2 separate regions of the Homo sapiens genome follow, and region 1 is linked to region 2. The links are chromatin loops, found by intact Hi-C in ENCODE. Cell type or tissue: PC-3. All regions are shown on one strand.

The links. Hi-C counts contacts between places; a loop is a spot of excess contacts. Peaks named below come from ENCODE experiments on the same cell type or tissue, not always from the same donor. Only the 100,000 strongest peaks of a DNase experiment are listed, where the experiment ranks them.
Region 1: a loop joins it to region 2, with 6 times the contacts of the local background. A loop is called at or near these places in 2 of 110 quality-filtered maps.

What each region holds. Positions count from the first base shown.
Region 1 is chr14:26,774,415-26,778,414 of GRCh38, forward strand. The region is part of intron 3 of NOVA1-DT (NOVA1 divergent transcript); the gene reads left to right. LINC02294 (long intergenic non-protein coding RNA 2294) reads right to left here. Exons shown (of 4, transcript NR_110033.1): 4 at 1,081-1,285. Among named protein-coding and RNA genes, the nearest start is that of LINC02293, 33 kb to the right of the region's middle. In PC-3, no CTCF peak of the experiment used is centred here; DNase peaks (open chromatin) are centred at 1,687 and 2,007; H3K4me3 peaks cover 1,513 bases; H3K27ac peaks cover 2,888 bases.
Region 2 is chr14:26,839,882-26,843,881 of GRCh38, forward strand. LOC124903296 (a long non-coding RNA gene) reads right to left here. Exons shown (of 5, transcript XR_007064093.1): 2 at 2,684-2,827; 3 at 1,986-2,222. Among named protein-coding and RNA genes, the nearest start is that of LINC02294, 20 kb to the left of the region's middle. RefSeq lists enhancers at 1,531-2,730, 2,102-2,396. In PC-3, no CTCF peak of the experiment used is centred here; a DNase peak (open chromatin) is centred at 2,210; H3K4me3 peaks cover 1,383 bases; H3K27ac peaks cover 2,712 bases.

The DNA of each region.
Region 1 (4,000 bases), 65 kb before region 2:
ATTCACTTCCTCTCCTCCCTAACCCACGTATGATTCTGAAAGGAGGTGGATTCTGTCATTTCCATAAAATCATTTTTCCATTTCTATGTTTATCAGTCCTAGTCTAGGTCAACAGAAAATACCATTTTTGGTGAGTTCTTCTATTTTGCTGCAAAACAAAGGAAGAAATGTTATTTATCTCATAATACAAACACACTCATAAATTCCTGTGCAATTTCTTTGTTAACAATAAATAGGCGGAAAATAGACATAATGAAATATTTGCATAGGACATATTAAGGTAAAATATACATTCCTGTGATATATGTGAAATAAAAATTCACCAGCAAGGTTGTCTGTAGATGGATTTTACTTTTTATTGTAATTCCCATTGAAAGCAAAGAAATATACAATCCTATTGATAAAGTCCACTTTTATTCATTTATTCAACAAACATTCTGTAGTACTTGCTATGTCCTAGAAAATACATTAACTCCTGTGACAGATACAGGACAAATAATATTCTATAGGGCACTTCTTGTAGTGAAGGAAATGGACATACAAATTAATTGTATGTGATACTGCTATGTTGGAGGTGTGTGCTATGGAAATACAAAGGCAGAATATTTATTTCTCTCTGACATGTGATTTCCGGTCACTAAAGTGACGTTGGAGTTAAGAATTAGAGAATGAGTTATATACACTAGGTGAATAGTCTTGGAAAAGCCATTTTTATGTAGACGAACAGCTTCATTTTTTAAAAAGGCACTGAGTGTGAATATGCACAGTATATTTAGAGGATAACAAACAGGTAAGAGATGTGTGCTCCAGTGGAAAAATCTCCGCTGGGGCTATATTATTTTCCGGGGCCCTCTATCTTACCTGTAGATAGAACTCTTTTTGTCAAAAAAAAAAAAAAAAAAAAAAAAACATCTTAAAGATTGCTGAATGTTTCTGTTTCTGGCTCCTACCTTTAAATGAACTATACTATTATTTAGGGGAAAGCACATCAATTAATTAACAGCCTTAAGGAATTAGGATATTTTATCAGGAAAAATACTAAAGAGAAAGCAACTTAAAAGATCAGTTAAAAATAGAACATTTTGATAACCACCATTTATTTGGACTCAATAGGCAGAAACCTATTACGGGATTCGATACAAGTAGTGTAAATGGGGCATGAAGGCTTCAGTGTATATATAGAATTGGAGATGCTTTCACTTTCCATTTGATGAAATTGAATTTCTCAGAATGGACTCTATATCTTTTTAATTCCATGATTTTCAGCAGGCAGAAGGACGATATCCTGTAATTTATGAAGATAGTTTATTATTATTTTTTATTAGCTCTCAGCTTTAGCAACCACTTTCTTCCCCCTCCCTCCCCAGCCATGTTGCTGCTGGTGATCCTTATAAGTGAAGCTGCTTTTCATTTTCATCTTCCTCAGAACAGCTGGTGCTTACACTACCCTAAACATTCATTGAGTCATTTCCTGCTGATAAATGTCTATATGTAGTCACGATTATCACCTATGCGTGTGATACTAAACTGTCCTCTCTCTTTTTAAACCAAGATAGCATTTGTACCAGCCTCTAATCTTATGTACCACTTTCTCCCCTTTCAGAACCAAGCTGGCAATTCTCATCTTGAATAGCTTTAAAATTGCTCATAGCAATCAATGACAACTGAGGCATCACTAAAGAATTTCTTTTATCTCCAAGCTCCAATTTAGATCTGTCATTAAGCTTGAGTAAGCTTGAACTGTCAGAACATTTTCCCTCATCACATGCTCTAAGCACAAAAAGTCAACTTCAAAATCAAATTTGTTCTGTCTCTTACTATACTTTGTAATGGTTTCATGTGAACAATAAACTTCACCGAAATAGTAGTGTCAATCTTTAGTAACTCAGATCACTATGGTTTCAAAAAGTAGTGAAATGCTGCCAAAACTCAAGTATGACGTATGGTAGATCATTCACTCACATTCAATTGCTCTTTGTTGTGCTTTAATATTAGGGGAAGGGGGACTTGGCAGGGGGTATGGAGATGAGGAGTCTCTTTCCTCCTTTTAGAGGAAAGGTTGTGTCATCTTTTTGGCAAGTCACTTTCCCTCCCTACGCCTTCCTTTCCATGCCTGTAACATGAGATAGTTTTATTACATGAATTCTAAGTCTCTGCCCATTCCTAATGTTGGCCTCTTAATAAATTCAACTTTTCATTGTGTGGTGTTATTCTTCTTCAAGAAATGGATTAGAAATGTTACCATACAGAGCTAGAAGTCATGAATTAATTAGGAAGCCCATCGTCCAAATCTAACTGTAAAATGCCTTGGTTTCATCTTCTGGAACAAAACGATTTTTTTTGGGGTTCTGCTGATGAACAGAAACTGTCTTTTAAAGATCACAGTTTCTATCTTGGAGATCTTTTCCACTGACAGATACTTCAGCCTCATCCACATATTTAAATGTACTTTGATCTTTCTTTGTTTTGCAAATTCCCTTTTGAAACAGTTTGTGTGAACTTTAGAGGTGCCAAACTGAGACTAAAGACCACTAAAATCTGGCAGAGCTATACATGTGAAGTATTCAGCAGCTCAAATATGTTTACAGAGTCCATGTTCAAAATAAGCGATTGCTTTTTTACAATTTCTTGTCAACTCCAAATTGAATTGTATTTCTTCTTGTATCTATAAAGGAAATAGGAAGCTTGATAATAATCACTTTTTAAATTTTATAAGTACCGTTGTGTTAATGTGAAGTTATTCTTTTCTCGTTTATCTTCCTGTTAAAAGATGGCCTTAACAGAAACATAATTCAGGTCATTATTACCATGATGTATTAGAGTGAGAAGAAAATTGATGATTTTTTTTTCCTTAGACATGGAGGTCTCACTCTGTTGCCCAGGCTGGAGTGCAGTGGCACGAACATGGCTCACTGTAACCTCGACCTCCTGGGCTCCAGCAATTCTCCTGCCTCAGCCTCTCAAGTAGCTGGGACTGCAGGCACGCACCACCACACCTCGCTAATTTTTGTATTTGTTGTAGAGATGGGGTTTTGCCCTATTTCCCAAGCTGGTCTTGAACTCCTGAGCTCAAGTGACCTGCTCACCTTGGACTCTCAGTGTTCTGGGATTACAGGTGTGAGCCACCATGCCCAGCCTTGGTGATCTTTTAAACCCAGAAATCAAGATCTTAAAACAAATATTCTAGCAGATGACCAGTGAAATTGAGGGTACCATTCTGTGATTTTTTTTCTTTCCTTTTCTTTGGCAGATCTTCTTTGTTATGGTTCTGTACTTTAGCCCAGATTCTCTTGGTATACTTGAAGTTTTCTCATCACTCATCCTTCATTGATTTAACTCTTAGCCTGACCAATGTATTAATGTTAAAATCTGATGGGAATTTTTACAATCTTCGCCACATTTCCTTGCTCCTAATCAAAATGTGTGTTGTTTCTTAAAGAGTCATTTGTTAATGGCTAACAATCTTTATTTATCTTATTTTATTCTATTATTTTTAATTATACTTTAAGTTCTGAGATACATATGCAGAATGTGCAGGTTTGTTACATAGATATACATGTGCCATGGTGGTTTGCTGCACCCATCAACCCATCATCTACATTAGGTATTTATCCTAATGCTATTCCTCCAATAACCCCCCACCCCTCAACAGGCCCCAGTGTGTGATGTTCCCCTCACTGTGTGCATGTGTTCTCATTGTTCAACTCCCACTTATGAGTGAGAACATGCAGTGTTTAGTTTTCTGTTCCTGTGTTAGTTTGCTGAGAACGATGGTTTCCAGCTTCATCCATATCCCTTCAAAGGACATGAACTCATCCTTTTTTGTGGCTACACAGTATTCCATGGTGTATATATGCCACATTTTCTTTATCCAGTCTATCATTGATGGGCATTTGGGTTGGTTCGAAGTCTTTGCTATTGTGAACAGTGCTGCAATAAACATACGTGTGGATGTATCTTTATAGTAGAATGATTTATAATCCTTTGGGTATATACCCAG
Region 2 (4,000 bases):
TACATTGGACCACCAGTTTTTTTTTCTTTCTTTTTTTAATGCTACTGCATGTCAATGGGATATTTACTTTGCTGGAAAAGGTTCTTGAATACTATTGAAGTTTTATCAGTTTCTGTCTGACAAGAAATAGCTTGGGTTGCCTATGAATGGAATGGGCCAATAACCTAGATAAACATCAGATAATATGTGAGCCCTTAAGACACTTTTGAGATATGATAAAACATGTCAAGGTATGAAGGGAAACTATCTCAGTAACCTTCGAACCACAGAGTATTAGTTTTGAAAGATTAATCTTAATAGATTTTGAATCAATTTATGTCATTTGAACACACAATGAGACAGGAAGATGCTTCTCTGTTCTATTTATACTTCCTGAAGGTTAACTTTCAAAATGTGTGTGTACTTTGCATTTGGAGAGCTGTCAGATGATTTTTAAGACTAAAAAACAGATTAGATTTTGGGATTGTATTTCCTATCCCCACAGAGAGTTTACAGTTGAGCAGAAAGTTGAGTTTTATATGTAAAAGTGAAATAAATTTTACGTTTTTATTTAATAGCTTTTGGAAAGGTAAGTAACACAGATTGCATTAGCTAAGCCACAGGTAGAAAAATAATTCTTTAAAGTATTTAAATATATCTTAAAAATGCTATACTCCCACATTACATTGGGTGTACAATTTAAAATACATGATTTTTAAGTCATGAAAAATATTCTGGGGCACATATTTTTACAGAAATTCTTGAGTTCAGCTTGTATGTTTTATGCATGAACACTTGCAGTGGCAAGCCAAAATGACTTATTAGAAAGGGTGAATTTTCTGTAAGCACCTGAGCATTTGGGTGATCTATGTTTTTGGAACAGCACTAGCTTAACTAGATGTGAGAGGGTTAGATATTTTGGGAAGTAGGGTCATTAGCATAATGTGGGTTCTTCTGAAGCAGGGGGAATGTAGGTGATCTAAACGCAATCAAGGTCACGAAGCAGCAGCTGATGTTCAAGTCAGCTAACATTCTTTTTGATTTAGGCCACCTTGATAGAAGGATTTTTTTTTTTCTTTCAAAATGTGTGTAATGATGCTAAGTCCATTACCAGATTATATAAGGAAAGCGATCATTATACTAGCAAATATGCCTTTGTAGAGCCTATCCTGTGAATGTTTGTGATTTCACACATATGCAATTAAGATAGCAAATAAGCCAGTTTAAAGAAAAGGCAAATTCACTGTCACAGTATGAAGTCAATCTTTTTAGTTCCTAAAATTTCTTTCTAAGCAATGATCCTTAATGACAGTGGATAAGATGTTGTCTTTCCTAAGAGAGAAGCAGTGACAAGATGAGATGGCTATGGCATGATTTGTGATATTTTCTTTCAGGAGCTTTTATAGTTAATAAATAAACCTAATTATAACTCACCCACAAGAAATTCTGACAATATAAAGTTGACGACTGCTAAAACTCAGCAGGTTTGTAATGTTTTCCAGCAGCTATTTTGGGCTACTTTATGAAGGGTGTGAAACGAAGATCAGTCAATCAAATCAGGGTGACATTCATTTATAAGACTTGTGAGAAGACTAAAGATAAGGTTTAAAGTGCAGTTCAATTATAAAATTGATTCAGAGAAACGATGTGGGCTAGCCTATTCATTTTCACTCCTTGTCCTCTAGGTCAGACGTGGTTTGATGTGTAAGTCCAAAGCTGCAATTTGCAATTTAAAGAATTACTAATAGAAAATCACAAAGAGTGGAAAATCCCAGTTTTTCACCTCTGCCCTCTGACATCATCGTGAGAAAAACATAATTTATGCCATTACCTTAAGATAATATTGCATGATTACATCTGAGGCTCATACAAAAATTAAAGATTGATGTAGATATAATATTTGAAAGAGGGGTTCAAAAGTTCCTTGAAGCCTGTCTCAGGTTTATAAAATTTGCTTTAGAGGAAACTCAGCTGTAGGCTATTCTCTAATTTTTTTGTTTTTTTACCTGAAATAGTTTATCTGTAATTCCACACAATTTTATTTCTACACCCATATCAATTCTTTGAGCCTTTTCTCATAGATCCTCTTTCCCAATCATTTCCATTGCTCTACTCTGGGCACATTCCAAGGTTTCCACAACTCTCTTAGTAGTACAGGCACAAGCACCAATAAGGATCTTTTTAGGAGCCAAGCTGAATGGAATCCCACTTGTTTTTCCCTCTGTTGCAACAACTCTGTGGGACTGCCAAGGAGAAAATAAATATTTGTTACTTTTGGTAATGAAAAAAGTATGTGTGACTCAGCAGCACATGGGGAGCAGATGTGTTGAGTAAGAGGCCACTCCTGTGCAACAGACCTGTCACTAAGTGAGGCTATAAATAGAGAAAAATTAGGAGAGAATAAACTGCATCTCTGATTCGGCTCAATCGCGTTTAAACTAGAATTACTAAAGTTTTTGTTTCTGATGTAAGAACAATTCTGCTCTGTATAGATGTCTGGTCAACATGTGCTTAAATGAGCCAGGCAGTCCCTCCACCCCTACCACCCCACACACAGGCAGTCTGAACAATGGGAGTCCTGGGGATGTTGAAACACATAGAAGTTCAAAGAGTGGATATCTTGCTCTAGAAATTGCTGGATTGGCCTGATTATGTTGACCATCTCTACCTTTTTTGTCCTAGCAGGTGAGAGCTGAAATTTTACCTTGGACTTGCCTGGGTGTTTTTCACAGGGGAGGGTACTGAGCTCCCAGTTGGTAAAGTAAATGCTTGTAAAAGACATGTTCTACTGGATCAAAGTCAGCCCTAGAAAGTTGGCCACATCTCTTCCCAGATAAAATTGTTCAGCCTGGGGGTTGGTAAGAAAGTGGATTTGGATTAATAAATAACTCTAAGAAATCAAATGTGTAGAGTTTACTAAAGAGCTACCACTTGGACAGTAAGTATCCTTTTTGCAGGTGTGAATTTCCTAGAAATAATTCACTTGCAATTTTGCAATATGACTTTTTCAAGCTCATATTAATACTTTGATACTTACATCAGGGAAATTCAATGGAAAATATCTGCTCCTGTGTCTCATAATTTGCCAGATATATTATCTGTACATATAACGATGGACTAAAAAGAAGGCAGGGCAATTCTAATGGTTCTAGGACAAAGCCAACTATATTATCATCTCTTGAAGTCTAGAAGCCAGCCTTAGTCATCTGTGCATATGACAAAACAATATAATATTGTCTAGAATATAATCTATGCTCACTGTATATTTGTAGGATGACATAAACAATTCTCTCATAACTACCTACCATTAGAATGAGATTTTGACACTCTCTCCCAAAACCTAATTCTGGAATGTTATTGTCTCAAGACAATTCTTGGTTGCTTCCCAAGGAAGTTCTCCTTAGACCTATAACTTGAAAGGAAAAAAACTGAGAAGGATGAATATTAAAATGATATTTTGTTATGGTATCTCATAAGGTATGTTAGTTTTTTTTTTTTTTTTTTTGAGACGGAGTCTCGCTCTGTCGCCCAGGCTGGAGTGCAGTGGCGCGATCTCGGCTCACTGCAAGCTCCGCCTCCTGGGTTGACGCCATTCTCCTGCGTCAGCCTCCCGAGTAGCTGGGACTGCAGGCGCCCGACACGACGCCCAGCTAATTTTTTGTGTTTTTAGTAGAGACGGGGGTTTCACCGTGTTAGCCAGGATGGTCTGGATCTCCTGACCTCGTGATCCGCCCGCCTCGGCCTCCCAAAGTGCTGGGATTACAGGCGTGAGCCACCGCGCCCGGCCCCTCATAAGGTATGTTCTTTTACTTCAAAATAAAAAATAGTATTAAATGAAATAAATAGCTGTGGTGACTACATTGCGATGGAACATATTCACTGTCTGAAGCCAATCAGTAATGGAAACATTACTTTGATATCTATACTGCAATAAAAAATTGACAATTTTTTTCTACATACCACATACAAAATGCTGATTAACTCTCATGTTATTTAGGTAGGAGTCTCCGCTCCAAGGCAG